Regions from separate parts of the Mus musculus genome. Here region 2 is linked to region 1. The links are chromatin loops, found by intact Hi-C in ENCODE. Cell type or tissue: left cerebral cortex. All regions are shown on one strand.

Region 1 (8,000 bases):
ACCAGTAGAAGAGATGAGGCAAAGTGGGCAAGGAAATAGAACACTGCCCAACCTGCCATGTGGGAGAGCGATCAGAATCCTATGATCCTTCAGCAATACACTGTCAGTCCAGGAGTAAAGGAGCAGGGCTGGGATTTGGGGTCTTGGCTTAACTCTGAAGTTGAGTAATGCCCCCCAGCTATAGCATGCTGCCTCTTTCTGCACGCTTGAAAGCTATCATGAACTAGCGACAACCAGTCATTAGTAAGGCTTGTAAGAACCTTCTGCAGGCAGAATAGCTCCTCGAGTCCCATTTCAGCAAGCATTACTGGGATCTTTCACAGGCACCCTTGAGTCACACTCGATAGGACTTGGGCTCCAGGCTTCATGGAAGATTTCATTTGCCAGTCCAGCATCTACATGAATGTGTGCTGCTTCTGAGTAACCCATCTGCAGATACAAATGACTGCTTCTGGGTAGGCAGTGGGTCTGCCTTAAGAAAGGACTCATGATTAGGACATGTGCACACTGTGTTTCTGTAATGAATGCATTTTTCTTAATTTCAAAGTAAAAAAAAAACCTACAAATGAAATAACTTCCTTAAAACAGTTCAATTCTAGAAATGCTTGCTTTTCTTAGCTCCCTTGAGATTCACTTGACAAAATGCTCGTCAGAAAGAACAAGGAGGTCCCACCCCTAGTTCCCTGCTTTAGAACTTACTACCCAGAGGAGAACCAGAATGGACAAGAGGACTCGAAGGTTGTGGTCCAGGCAGAATCTCCGTGGTGTATGTCTGTGGGAACCTTCATGATGTGTGTCTTTACAGCCTGTCTGTGTGTACTTTGGTGGTGTCTGTAATCTCTCCCTTATGTGGCAAGCATTCTTTCCCACTATACATCTCTGCAGCCTCCTAGGCCTTTTGAAAAATTCTTTCTACACTGTCCAGTGGCATCACACCAGAGTGTAGTGCACAAAGCATCACCCGCCATTTTAATGCAGGTTTTGGACGCTCCCAGAGTGAAGGTCTTCCTGAAGTAAGCAGCATTCACAGCTGGTTCATTTTATTTAAATACCAAGTGTATAGGCTCAACTATCTGCATAGAGTTCGTGTGGGGTTTAAACGTATCTTTCCCTTTCATCTTTGTCACTATTATGCCAGTACTTTGTATCCTACCAAGTATTACCATCACTCCATTAGTACCCTCATGACGTACAGGGGTAGGGATGGAGGCTGCAGTATCAAAGGGAGCTCACCTGGAGCATGACAATGGAATGTAGGCTCTGGAGTTCCTGAGATAGCCTGGAGCCTTCTGTGGTCTCTAGACAGTCATCCACACTCAAATTCTGGCCCCGCCCCTTCTGTTCCAACTCCTACACCTTTGGCAAGAAATACCTACACAGCTGGATTAGATTCACAGGATGTTTTTATTTTTTGTCTCATTAAAGTCTAGTTTCCTTCCAGCAGTCTGTGTTCTCTTCATATATGAGCCCAGCAATCATTTCAAAAGGAGGAGAGCATTTTAGAGAGTGTTTTAGGTAAAGGCTGCGAGAGGGAACTGGAATCAAGTTGTTTCAGCAGTACACAGCAAACACCCACATAAGTATCCCTCCTCCATACCCCAGCGTGTTCATTCTTTATGACTCCCCCTCTGAAACTCCTGAAACAGATTTGCAAACAGTGGTTGGGTTTGTGACCTGTAACATTTCGGATTACAGAGCTCTAAGTAACCAGTCAGTAAACACTGCGCCAGGTCAGGGAGCAAACAAGGCACACAGAAGCGATCCTCAAGGAGCTTGAATTTTGGAAGGGACGAGAGAGAGACACTCCATAAATATTTCCAAGTATGACATAATGTCATGCAGGAAGCAATCAAGTCTAGCTGTGATATGAGTTTGTGCCTTCCCACCCTTTCAACGACAATAGGTAATATATGGTGTCTTGCACTTTGCTTTTTACTCTTAAATAGGAGAACCTCATGCTTCTCCTATGTTTGTACAGAAATGTCTTAATTTTGCTATCTTTCTCCACTGCTCAGCTGCCAGGCCATGCTTTCAGTTGTTTCCTGTCTAGGAGGATGCTGCTGCTGATTATGTTTTAATTTTTGTCCGTTAGAATCACTGCTATAATAAACAAGCTATTGCAAAGGAGAATTATTTTCCAAGAGGCAGATTCAAGCTCACTATTTTTAAACTTAGGGAAATAATCTTGATTTTTAGTAAAGCAAGCAAAGGAAGAAAGAAACAAACAAACTCTATAAAACCCAACCTCCAAACAAGAATGGTTGATTACGGTGTTAACATGTCAACATTCCAATTACTCAGTGATTCTAATACTGTGGATAAATCTCTTATAACTCATGTAATGAATTATACAATGTAGATATGGAAAGTTATTAAAGAGAGTGTCACCAGTGGGATGCTTTTGAGGGATTGTGCTGAAGGTTGTTTTCTCTCTTGGTCCATTATTTTATACTTCAACTAAAGACATTAGTTAGAAAAAGGAAGGAAGGAAGGAAGGAAGGAAGGAAGGAAGGAAGGAAGGAAGGAAGGGAAGGAGGAAGGAAGGAAAGAAGGGAAGGAGAGAGGAAGGAAGGAAGGAATAAAGTGTGGCCACATCTTTTTTCCTGCCATCTTTCTGTCACAGCATGTGGCTCAGGAGCACCTGACTTCTTGAGTTTTCCTTTCTGTCCATCTGTAGGTGTCCATCATCTGCTGGTGTTCATTTGTTCCTAGGCTGCTTCAGTATCCTCTTAGATAACAATTTTATCTCCTTTGGTAGTAATACAGTAAAGTCAAACTAGAAGTACTTAGAGGAGCCTGGGCTTTCATGCACTTACATATTCCCATGTTTCGAAAGCCTACTTTATCACAAAGAGATACTCAATAATATTTGCTTAATTAAATTAAAGGTATAAGAAGAGGAGCCATTCACAAAGATTTCAGACTGTGCTAGCAGCACTTACACCATTTTCTTTGTATGTTGTATGCACATGGATGTCCATGTAGAGGCCAGGGCAAGATCTGGGTGACTTCCTCTATCACCCTGTGCCTTACTGCCTTGAGACAGGGTATCTCACTGAACTAGCTCACTGATTTGTCTAGGATGGGTATCCATATCCAATTCCTGGCTCTTGTTTCCAACCCCCAATGCTGGGAGTACACCCATGTGCAGACATGATTGGCTTTTGATATTATTGGCATTCAAACACGTCTTCTTCATGCTTACGCAAGTGCCCTTACACACTAAGCCATCTCTCTAGCCCCACCACTCCCTTTCTGACCATCTGTCTCAAACTCCTTGGTCTAGGAAGGGGAAGGTCTATCTATAAATGCTGTGGGTAGTGAGTGGCTGAGACCAGGACCCACAGTGACACATGACACACACTGGGATTCTTGAGCCTTGAACAATAAGGAGCTGCTTTTCAAAAATGTTAAGATCAATAGGACTAGAGAAAGACCTGGCATTTAAATGGCTGCATTTAAGTCACAGACTCAACTCTCCAGCAGGCTCTAGATAAAATTTAAAGCACATTTCTTCATTCTCAAATATCCTGTGGTAGTTCTAAAACTCAGCGATTCTCCAAAGAGTCCACCTATCCCCTTAGATATAACAGAAACAGACGGAAGGCAAAGGGCTAAAGCAGCTTATACTCTTCCCATCTTATCATGTGGGGAAAACAGCCACACCAGAGCATAAGAGCCAGTTTGCATCTAAGGTAGTTAGAAGCAAACTCACTCGGTTAAGATAACCCAGCCGACGCCAAGCCTCTTGGTTCTGTTCCTTCCACTGACTTGCCCTAATCTTACAAGTGAGCTCAGCCAACAGTTGTCCATGCCATTAGTGTGTCCAAATAAGACGCCAACTATGAGGACAGCCTTCTTTTCTATGTCTGTTACATTCTCATGCAAGAGGGAAGCAGACTACACCAACAGGGCCCAAGCTGTGATGGCTGTAACCCATTTATCCCAGTAAGCCTGCATAATCTTTTAATGGAGAAGGGTAATGTCAAGGATTACTTGAAACAAGGGATAATCCTAAATGACATGATTAGAAACCACGATTTTTTTTTTTTTTTTTTTTTTGAGTAGCTCAGCTTTCCAAATCTTAAAATCAGGCTGCTTTTCTTGTTGGCAGCAGGGGGCAGCAGATGAAAGTCAGTTCTGGGCCAGTTTCAAGGATGGAACATTCCAGATGGAAAACTCCTTAAAGTGAAATTTGAAAAAGCCAAGTGTTGATTCTGACTCTCCCCTGTATGTCTGCTTTAGAAAAGAAGGCTGTCGAAGGTACAACGGATTCTGCATTTACATAGGTCATGCTCTGTACTGTACATATTCTATAGTCGATTAAGTTGTGCCTGGTAAAATTACCATGAAGTCTCTAAAGCTAGGACTGTCATGGTGTTACCTCTCATGGTGCAGAGTGTATTTAAGATATAGGACGCCCCCTTTTAACATACACAAATGGCAGGCACGTGCTTAGCCAGAAACAGCCATTGGTTTGGAGAAACGATGTGTGGATATTAAGACTAGATTCTGTTTAAGGTCCTGTCCCTGCTTTCTCTGCCTCTCACAACTGAGCCTGCAGATGACCCTGAGACTGTGTGACATCTGCTCCCAAGCTGTCATCTCCACATGTCCCTCCTTCCTCTTCATCCTGTCCTGGTAGCTGGTACAGAACCATCTTGCAGTCCCTACTCATCTTTCCTGCTCCTCATGCGAGTACAACACCCGGGGGGTGGGGGGTGGGTGGAGGGTGGGTGGGGAGCGGGCTGACATACGGGCGTGAAGCTGTCATCTTCTTTAGAAGTCCCCATTTTGAAAGCAAGGTTTTGTTCTCCATATGCTCAGCGCAGGGAGCCCATCTGCTCTGTCTCTGGTTCTCAAATCGAGGTCCCAGGACAGGGAACACTGGCTTTTCTGGGGACCTTTGTGGTTGACAGCTGGATCTGACGTGATGGATGAGCCTAGGGCACCAGAGACTTTAAATGTTTGGGTGATTTTTGAGCTCACTCAAGATCAAAAACCTCTGGACTACGAAGTCACATGTAGTGCATGCATTCTCTAGTCTTTGCTGTGTGATACCAGCTGCCAGTCCAAGCTTCTTTGTTGGTAGTTTCTAACTTCCATCTTGAAGCTTCAAGTTCAGCACAACCCCAGCCCTGTAGTAGAGCTCTTCCTATGCACATGATAACTCCCTGGTTGCCAATGCTATCCTCCTAGAATGCTGCTATCATACACCTGGCTCTGGGAGGCCAGCCTCTGCCCACCTACTGAAACCCTGGGGCTGCACTGGTATCAACTGCACTGCAGTTTGTGGTGACCAGTGACTTGGATGCCGGCTTCCTGCTGACTCTATTGATGTCTAGGGCCTTTCCTGTCCTATGTGTTCTTCAGCTTATTTTTGTATAAACAAGTTATACTCATTCAAACATTTCAGAGTCTCAACTGAGTTATAGAATGGGGAGAGAGGAAATGTCATCATCTTGCACGGATGAGAATTTTGAAGAAGAAACTATTTATTGAAATCTCTGTAGATCTGCCTGCCTTCTTGCTGCTTGCCTCCCTTCTCCAGGAAGGGAGCTCTGTCTTGCCTTTAGTTCCAGGAACAGCCTTTGATAATACTTGAGAAAGGAATGAGTACAAAAACATGTGCAGAGAGACACAAAGGTTACTTTTCTCTAGCTTGTCTAGATTGTAAAATGTCCCTAAATGTGGCCAAGATGTCAGTTAACATCTATTTGTCCACAAGAGGTGACAGGGTTTCAGGCATCTCAGAGAATATTTGATCAACACTTTTCACTTTTCTCTAATCTTTTTCAGTTACACTTTTGTGTATATGAGGTGTGCCCATGAACGAAGAACACCCCTTGGGGCAGTTGGCATACATTCCCGTGTGAGTGCTAGTGCAGACAGGACATCAGGATGGGTGGCTTCCAAGCTTCTGGGGACTCTCCTGTCCCTGACTCCCATCGCACCCTAGAAGAGCTGGGATTGTAAATGCCTGTGCCACCATGTCTGCTCTTCCCACTGGAGACTTGAACATGGGGCCTCAAACAAGTATGGCAAGTGCTTTACCCACTAGGCCATTTCTCCAGCTCTTCATTAATGTTCTGGAGGTGGAAACTGAGGCCTGCAAATGTACAGTCAATGATAAAGGTTATTGAGTTGATTGGTGGTTGATATAGATCAGACAGCTCATATTTCCTGACTTTCAATATTTTCAGTGTGTGTATGTATGTGTGTGTTCATGTGTGTGTGTGCGTGTGTGTATGTGTGTGTGTGTGTTGTCTGCTTCCACCTCTCCAGCAATGGGATTACATTCACATTTTACTGCACCAGCTTTGTTATATGGTCTCTGAGGATTGAACTCAGACCCTCCTACTGGCAGAGCAAACACTTTATAGACCAAGTCACCTTCCAGTCCTGACAATCAGCTTTAGAAATAAGATAATATTTCCATAGAACACAATGGAAAAGAACGACATTTCCCAAATTATAAATTCTATAAAAAAAGACAAGATGCCTAAAGCTGTATGTTCTGATATACTTAAATTATTCTTGAGTCCTGTGTGTGTGTGTGTGTGTGTGTGTGTGTGTGCGTGTGTGTGTGTGTGTTTGAAGTTAGAGACATGTTAACAGTGAAGGTCTATGGTGGTGACATTGGCTGCTTTTTGTTTTGGATTGTGTGTGTCCATGAATTTCATACAGATCCCTATAAGTTTTCTGACTAGGAAGGAATTGGCTTAAAAGTCTGCTTTAATATTTTAAACACAGTGATACAGAATAATGTTTGATGCTGCCAGATTCTACTTTATGATGTTGAGGGATGGGAGTCAAGCATATGCAGTTAAGACATTATAAAAGCCATAGGGATAGTTTCCAGTATCATTTGATTAGATTCTCATATTCCAATTTGAAAAATGAAGGCGAAAGTTCCTTTAAAGTCATAACGTTTAAAAACCATGTTTTTGATGAAATTTATAAGAATAGACTTTTAAAAACTTAATCATGCCAGTGTGTCATGCCAGATACTTATTTGGGAATGAGCACTTAAAAGCTATTCTCAGCCACTTGAAGAGCATAATGCACTGCTAGTGACTATAGTCACTAAGGTGCACAATAGCTCTCTTAAGCCAATGCCTCTATCTAGATGAAATTTTGTAACTTTTGGCTACTATTTCCAACTCTCTGTAGGTCTTGCTAAGTAAGCATCAAATTCTTTTTGAGACAGGGTCTCATTAGCAGCCCTGGCTGGCCTGGGACTTACTCGTCAGATCTGGCTTTGATTCACAGGTGCTTGGATTAAAGATATGTGGTAAGAGTGAGTTTTAAAGGTTCCACATACAAGTGACAGCATGAAACATTGGTTTTTGTGTGCACGGTATATAATGTTTCCCGGTGGCAGACATTTATTACATACAATGTGTTGTTTCTAAGGCGACAGTGATGCAGGCCCATGAGTATTCTTCCTGTCAGCACACCCTGAGTCTCTTGTTCCAGGATATCTAATGCCACTCATAGAAATGACTGTGATCCCTTGCTGTGTGACCTGTGTGCACATGTACTGTCACCTATCCCATAGCTGATGCTGTTGATGCTGGCTCTTCAGAAAGCTTGCCCTAGATTAAGTGACTAGAGGTCAGGCAGCCAGGCACAATTCTCCTTTTATTGAGAACTCTAATTTCAATGCCAGCAAAAAATCCAGTATTAGAAAAGCAAGCGCTTCAAATGAGGTTTTTAACTGAAAGAGGAAACTACACTGATGTTTGAAACTAGGAACATCAGTAAAACAGTAATAGAAGCAATAAACTAATAAATTAACTCATTGTGGCTGGGTCTTATATAGCTCAGATTGCCCTGAAATTGACGTTAAATGTCTGACCCCCCTGCCTCCCTCCCTGAGTGCTGGAATTATAGACAGGAATCACCACACTGTGTTGGTATAGTGCTGGCAATGGAACCCAAGGCTGAATACAAGTCAGGAAGGCACTGTAACAGTTGAACCAAAGCCCCATGCCCAC
Region 2 (8,000 bases), 740 kb after region 1:
AAGATCAAAAATTCAGGTGACAGCAGATGCTGGCGAGGATGTGGAGAAAGAGGAACACTCCTCCATTGTTGGTGGGATTGCAGGCTTGTACAACCACTCTGGAAATCAGTCTGGCGGTTCCTCAGAAAACTGGACATAGTACTACCGGACGATCCAGCAATACCTCTCCTGGGCATATATCCAGAAGATGCCCCAACTGGTAAGAAGGACACATGCTCCACTATGTTCATAGCAGCCTTATTTATAATAGTCAGAAGCTGGAAAGAACCCAGATGCCCCTCAACAGAGGAATGGATACAGAAAATGTGGTACATCTACACAATGGAGTACTACTCAGCTATTAAAAAGAATGAATTTATGAATTTCCGAGCCAAATGGATGGACCTGGAGGGCATCATCCTGAGTGAGGTAACACATTCACAAAGGAACTCACACAATATGTACTCACTGATAAGTGGATATTAGCCCCAAACCTAGGATACCCAAGATATAAGATACAATTCGCTAAACACAAGAAACTCAAGAAGAATGAAGACTGAAGTGTGGACACTATGCCCCTCCTTAGAATTGGGAACAAAACACCCATGGAAGGAGTTACAGAGACAAACTTTGGATCTGAGATGAAAGGATGGACCATGTAGAGACTGCCATATCCAGGGATCCACCCCATAATCAGCATCCAAACGCTGACACCATTGCATACACTAGCAAGATTTTATCGAAAGGACCCAGATGTAGCTGTCTCTTGTGAGACTATACCGGGGCCTAGCAAACACAGAAGTGGATGCTCACAGTCAGCTAATGGAAGGATCACAGGGCTCCCAATGGAGGAGCTAGAGAAAGTACCCAAGGAGCTAAAGGGATCTGCAACCCTATAGGTGGAACAACATTATGAACTAACCAGTACCCCGGAGCTCTTGACTCTAGCTGCATATGTATCAAAAGATGGCCTAGTCGGCCATCACTGGAAAGAGAGGCCCATTGGACAAGCAAACTTTATATGCCCCAGTACAGGGGAACGCCAGGGCCAAATAGGGGGAGTGGGTGGGTAGGGGAGTGGGGGTGGGTGGGTATGGGGGACTTTTGGTATAGCATTAGAAATGTAAATGAGCTAAATACCTAATAAAAAATGGGAAAAAATGTGGTCACAGATGGGAATGAAATAGTTAACATCAAAACTGTAGGCTAACCCAAACAGGAGTGATGGTAGTGATGCTGGCAAGTTCACCAAACCAAGTTTGGAGTCAATATATACATAATGGGGATTATTCAACATGGGATGGCTTTTCAGAAAATATCATGAAAAATAAGGAATGTTCTTTAATTCCAGATCTTGAAAGAATCAATATAAAAGCATTAAAAACTTAGATATTTTGTTGATATGATTTTCAAATATGCTTAATGCAATTTTAGAACAAAAGTCTAAAACCTTACAATATTGCAATTCTGTTATAAGTTAGAAGGTGTGTGATTCTACACATGATATTGAGTATGGACAAGGGTGGCCCCCAGTAGACTGAATACAGCAGAAGTTCTAGCCAATTCCTCTTTCCTCAGACATTCTTCATACAGCATAGTCTTCAGGCATTTTAGCAGCATAAGGCACACAGCTTTGGGCAAACTCTGAACTAGAACACACATGGCACAGCTGCCACAGGGTCCACACAGGTGATCAACTACTCTGGATACTTCTGTGAGGGTGTTTTCAGACAAGATTAACATTAAACAGTGGGTTTTGAGAAAAGCAGATTTCCTTCCACAGTGTGTGTTGGCCTCATCTAGTCAGTTGAAGGCCAGAACATAATACAAAACCAACTTTCTAAACAGGAGGGAAATTCTTCCAGCAGGTCTAGAGTACAGCATACATCTTCATTGGTCTAGCCTGCCACCCACCTTAACTGTTTTGTCTTTAAAGTCTTTACACTCACAGTAGCAAATTCCTTCAGATAACCTTATAACTGTGCATGTATACATTCTCCTGGTTCTGTTCCTCTGATGGACCTCAACACAGCAAATATGCAGCTATCTGTCCTATCAGCTTATAGTAACTACGTAGACTCACATATACAATGACCTCAAAAATTCTTAAAACAAGATAAAAGTACAGAAACCAAATATAAAATCAGAAATAGGATATCTTATATCCTAGGTAGAATATAAGAGTAAAAGGCAGATGTTGCAGATGCTTTTATATTGTTCAAAATAACTGAGCTTAGTTGAACAGAATAAAATTCTTTAAAAATAAGTTTAAAAAACAAATCAAACTGCATGGCTCTGGAACTCCCAGTCACCACACTCCCTATGCCGACTTAAAAAGCACTTTTAATCCACCTATAATATAGACCACTTCCACAGAACAATGCCTTTCTGTTTATTAATTTCCGATTGGGACCCTTTGCTTGCCAAACTTCTTTTCAAACAAAGAGATGATACTACTGCCCAGAATAGTTTATTTTTAGGTCTCTGTCATTGAACCTGTTAACTGGGCCTTGCTCAGTCATATTAAGAACAACAAATATCCCTTTCTTTACTATAAATATAACATATACATGTGAATATTACACATATTCATTCAAGCATTTATTTCACACATGATATGTACCAGATATGCACTAAGCTAATTATTGAGTACAAAATCATGAACAGGACACAGGGAATTGCCATTTTAGTAGGGAGAACAGATAATTCACATGGGTATTATGATGGAAATAAATGGAGTGTTAAGAAAAAAGGGAGTATTTTTTTATGCTCAGGTGCAGAGACAAAAAGAAAATACAGTTAAATAGTGAAAGAGCATTTTGGAAAATATACCAACAATAGCTATGCAATACAAAAAACACAGAGCATTTAAAGTTGATAGGAAACCCATGTGACTGCATCTGGATAGTGAGTGAGAGCACCAAGAGTTAAGACAGACAGACAGACAGACTATAAGGGGCTTCATGATTGAACTTGGAAACAATATTGCCTTCTAAGGAAGTGAGGCTAGGCAAGATCAAAGCGTAATGAACAAGAATTACAATTTATAAGGGCGAATGAACACAGAACGGCATTTTCTGTGTGGCTAGTGTTCCTGTAATGTATAATTCCAGCATGACCGAAGGGCAGACAGAGAATGGTCAGCATATGATTGTAACTTACACTGAGACATAATCAATAACACAGAAGCCAGCCTGAAGAAATCATCTGTTAACAAGACAAAGGAGTTCCCTAAAGCTCATAAACCTCTCCAGCTACCACTCAAAGTACAGAAGGCCAGGGAAGAAAAAAAAATAAAGGGGTGTTACTGAGTTGAACTCTCAATTTTCTTCCCATCAGTGTGATTCAGCTAGGGCAGTTATGTTTACATCTGTTTTGTATTCTGGGCTTCCATTCTCGAGAAATTCTAAAATACTAAAAACTACCTTGGAAAGAAGGTTTTAAATATGCACATCACCAGTTATATACATATGCTATATAAAGAGTGTGTGTGTATGTGTGTGTGTGTGTGTGTGTGTGTGTGCTATATACATGGAGACAGAGTAAGCAGAGCATTTGATCGCCTTAGCAGGAATACTCACATAGAGGAAATGGATACATATATAACATTGAACTGGTGCAGGTTTTCATTATCATACCATGACAGATAGCATTTGCTTTTGCTTTTCTTTTTCCAGTTGCATTCATTCCTTTGTTTTTGCAGCAAACTTCTAAGGTTGTCTTTCCATGAGAGAATATATTGAAATTAAAAATTGTTTTTTGACAGTAATCATATGACTACATTAGTGTGTGCTATCTAGACTGGTGATCAGTCAGTTTGGTTAGTCTGTATCAAGTATGTATAAACTATTGGCCAAAACTTAATTCAATTTTATGCTGAGGATGTATAAAATTACGTGAATTTAAAACTAAGGATCTGGGCCCTAATGTGTATTATAGAACTGCCACATTAAGACTTCCTTACAGTAACTAGCCAATCTTCCCTGTAATTTCTGAGGCTTGTGTAATTTCTGAAACTACACCTAAAGAAACCAGAAAATCTCACACACTTGAAACCAGCCACAGTGGGAACCCATTTGCTAGTACTATAATACAGTAGAAAAATAGTTTTATAAGATTTCATAGAAAAAAGTACAGCACCTTAAAGAGAGAGGTAGGGTATTATGTAAGACTTGCAAGGTCCATTTCTTAATAGAGTACAGAATTTTAGGTTTAAACATCAACGTTCATCATATACAGCACTGTCTTAGTCAGGGTTTCTATTCCTGCACAAACATCATGACCAAGAAGCAGTTGCGGGGGGAAGGGTTTATTCGGCTTACACTTCCATACTGCTGTTCATCACCAAGGAAGTCAGGACTGGAACTCAAGCAGGTCAGAAAGCAGGAGCTGATGCAGAGGCCATGGAGGGATGTTCCTTACTGGCTTGCTTCCCCTAGCTTGCTCAGCCTGCTCTCTTATAGAACCCAAGACTACCAGCCCAGAGATGGTCCCACCCACAAGGGGCCTTTCCCCCTTGATCACTAACTGAGAAAATGCCTTACAGCTGGATCACATGGAGGCATCTCCCCAACTGATGCTCTTTCTCTGTGATAACTCCAGCTTGTGTCAAGTTGACACACAAAACCAGCCAGTACAAGCACCTTGGAGTTTGAGTGACAAGAGAAGCATGCGTAACTGTGATTTGCTCAAAACATAGCTAGGACTCCTAGGCTAAAGTTATTCCCATTGTGATAAGTATCTAGTTCATCGTAAAAATCTTTCAAACTCTTAAATATTTTGGAAACATTTAAATGCCATATTCTCATTTTTTATAATAGCATAAACTTTAAAGTTTTATTTCTTTATAAATAAGATATATTTACACTCCTATAGAATTTTTCCAGCTCTTATGAACAAGTAGGCAATTCCAGCCCAAATCTTTTTATAACAAAAGTCATTATGACTATCTGCTTAATATCTTAAGGTTACTCCAACCACTAACAGTGATAGTCACATTTGCATAGTGACCTACAAAACTCTACACCCTACTGTTCCTACCATACCTTATCCCTCCATTCCTCATGTGTATCAAATGCTTCTTCTTATTCTAGTTCCTCTGTCCTGGTGTTTCTTCTGCATTTTCCCTTAGGTAAAATGGATGACTAATGCCTCATCTCCTGTATGGCCTTGACTTGAATATCATCTCAATGAGACCTTCTATAATTCTCCTATTGAGATGACTACACCAGTCCTTCTGCACTTTCAACACTTTTGCCCTTGATTTAGTTAATTTGCTATAGGATGTATCACCAATATACTACATAATTTGCTTATATTTGTTGCTTATTATGTCTCCCTCAAGAATATAAGCTGCATGAAGGCAGGAATATTGATGAGTCTTTTTCATTATTATGTCATTAACATTTCAAATAGTACCTAATGCCAAACAAATATTTGCTGAATGAATAGACTGATGCAGTTCACAGTTTGAAACTGTGTCTACAGAAAATCAAAGGTCATATCTAAAGGAGTGTTAATCCTCTCCCTGTTTTTCTGGCTCTTTCAGTGGGTTCCATTGAAAATAGCAATATATAAAACAACTAGTGTATTTTTAATTCCTGACATTTTCTTTTGGTGCTTCCAACAATAAAATTCAAAAATTACTATTTGGTAACTAAAAGATGATCAATTATTCTGATTCTAGAGACATGTATAATTTGAATTTAAAATGCTCACCAAAGCAATCTAGAATGTCCTGACAACGAACTCTATTTATCATCTTACTATTCATGTCTCTTATTAAAAGCATCGCATGTTCCCTGTTATAGTATTCTAAAACACTGCCACAAAATATAAACATAAGAATCTACTATGTGGGAATTTATATGTGTGTATATGTTTATGAACAATCACACTCAAGTTTATTTTAAAAAGTACACTAACCTAACCTAATTCATATCAATAGTGAACATATCTTTCAACTTCTCTCAACAATTATGGTAGAGGTATTTTGAGGTACTTTCATTTTTTTCTAATCCTTTGTATAAACAAATAAAAACATGGAAGAGATACTGGCTGAGCCTGAAACTTTAGGTGGTCACTTCATACAGTCAAGTACTGTACATCTCCAAGAGTACCATAAATATCATACAAGGATTATGTTGTAAAAGGCTACAGAGAGTCACTTCATATGGCCAAGCACTGTACATCTTCAGAAATGCTGTACACTGTGCCTCTCCAGGAGTGTTATATATATTATCTATAAGTCATGATATAAATATTCCAATGTAATGACCCCTTTCCTTGAAGCTATGCATATTCTGGATCTGTTCAGAGTTATTTAGCCTTGATTAAAACAAAATTCAGTGAATATTACTATAGGGAAAAACAAAAACGAAAAAATGTCCCTAAAATTTCAAAAATCCCAAGGTAACCAATGATTGACAAAAGATCAATAGATTATGAACTTATTTTCATGAAAATAATATCTTCAAAATGTTTGCCACTCACTAGAAGATAGAGACAATGTTAAAGACAGTTGTCTTGAAATAAGTCATAGATCCCTACCACTGAATATAGACTTTGTTGCTGTGTGAGGTGATTTTGGACATGAACACAGTTTGATACTATAGTGATCTTATAGCACCCTCAAGTGGATTAAACTAACAAAATTTCCTTTCCTGAAACTGTTAGAATCCATTCAAAAGGACTGTTGGGATGAAGCTGTGTCAACCTTTTCTCATGGCTTATAGTTGGAGGTACTCTGCTAATAGTGGCAATAAGTGTTTGAGGCTGATAATGAACAAAGTGACTAAATAATTTTTTTTCCTTAGTATTTCTCACTCTTCCTTGAGTCACTCCAGGGTAACTTTGAATTGAGTGTCAGATACTACACAACAACCTATATGGCAGCAAACAAAACTCTCAACTCTTGTACCCTATTCTTGACAATGAAGTCAAATGACCCACTATTGGGAGAAAGATTCAGACATATCTTTGAACATTTACATATAATGAAGCAGGGAAACAGAATAAGATACACACACTTATTCATATATACTATATAAAATGAAGAACTGCCTCACATGATAAACAACTATGACAGGTTAAAGGGATTGAACAACCTATAATATGAAATCTACAAGCTCTAGACCCAGGAAAGCTAGTCAGAGTCCACAGGCTAGAGAATATGCAGTCATTGATTTAAATTCTACTCTGAGGGGAGAAGAAGATAAAATTAGATGTCCCAGTTCAAGCATTGAAGCAAGGAAAAACACAAATTCCTTTTTTCTCTGCCTTGTTTCCTTTTCAAGCTCTCAAAAGATTAGATGACACCATCATAGTAGCCTATGGGACAATTTCATTGCCCTTAAAAATATATATATATTCTATAGTTTGTCTATTCTTCCTTCCACAGAAGTCCTGATAACCAAAGAACTTTACTGTCTCTGTAGTTTTTCTTTTTTGAGATTAACATCAGTTGGGATAATTCAGTATGTAGCCTTTTCAAATTTGCTTCTTTCACTCCTTCATACGTATTTAAGTTTCCTCAGGTTGTTTTTATCATTTGGTTATTAATTTCTCCTTAATGCCGGTGGAACAGTAATAGCCCAGGGTTACAAAGGAAAGGCCAAGTAAGCTTCAACCCTCAGATACCTCAAATATGAGGAAAGCAGGATTTGGCTATCTCACCCTCCCAACCTAGCACCATAAAGCCAGCTCCCCCAGTATCAACCCTAGTAAGAATTTATTACCCTGACAGTTATCAGGCCTCATTCCTTGTTTGACCTTGTGCATGGGCGCACATGCACACACACACATACACACACACACACACACACACACACACACACACACACCCTACAGTCCCTCAGTATGTAGATGAAGCATCTTCCAACAGCCCTGCCATAGTCAATGATACACAGTTCACACAAATCTTACCCCAAAGACCCTGGTCACCTCCCTGGAAGCATAAATACCCTACCCACAATAAACCCAACTCAGTGTCATTGCCAACACACTCATAGCCTGCCAAGATC

What was found. Hi-C counts contacts between places; a loop is a spot of excess contacts. Peaks named below come from ENCODE experiments on the same cell type or tissue, not always from the same donor. Only the 100,000 strongest peaks of a DNase experiment are listed, where the experiment ranks them.
Region 2: it touches region 1 in a loop (5-fold over the local background); 11 of 42 quality-filtered maps call a loop at or near these places.

What each region holds. Positions count from the first base shown.
Region 1 is chr3:33,040,047-33,048,046 of GRCm38, forward strand. All of the region lies in intron 3 of Pex5l (peroxisomal biogenesis factor 5-like), which reads right to left. All of the region lies in intron 2 of 4930419G24Rik (RIKEN cDNA 4930419G24 gene), which reads left to right. Among named protein-coding and RNA genes, the nearest start is that of 4930419G24Rik, 19 kb to the left of the region's middle. In left cerebral cortex, a CTCF peak has its summit at 4,116 (motif pointing right); DNase peaks (open chromatin) are centred at 1,557, 3,781, 4,155 and 4,885; H3K27ac peaks cover 27 bases.
Region 2 is chr3:33,784,577-33,792,576 of GRCm38, forward strand. No RefSeq gene overlaps it. Among named protein-coding and RNA genes, the nearest start is that of Ttc14, 12 kb to the right of the region's middle. In left cerebral cortex, a CTCF peak has its summit at 6,610; DNase peaks (open chromatin) are centred at 3,314 and 6,618.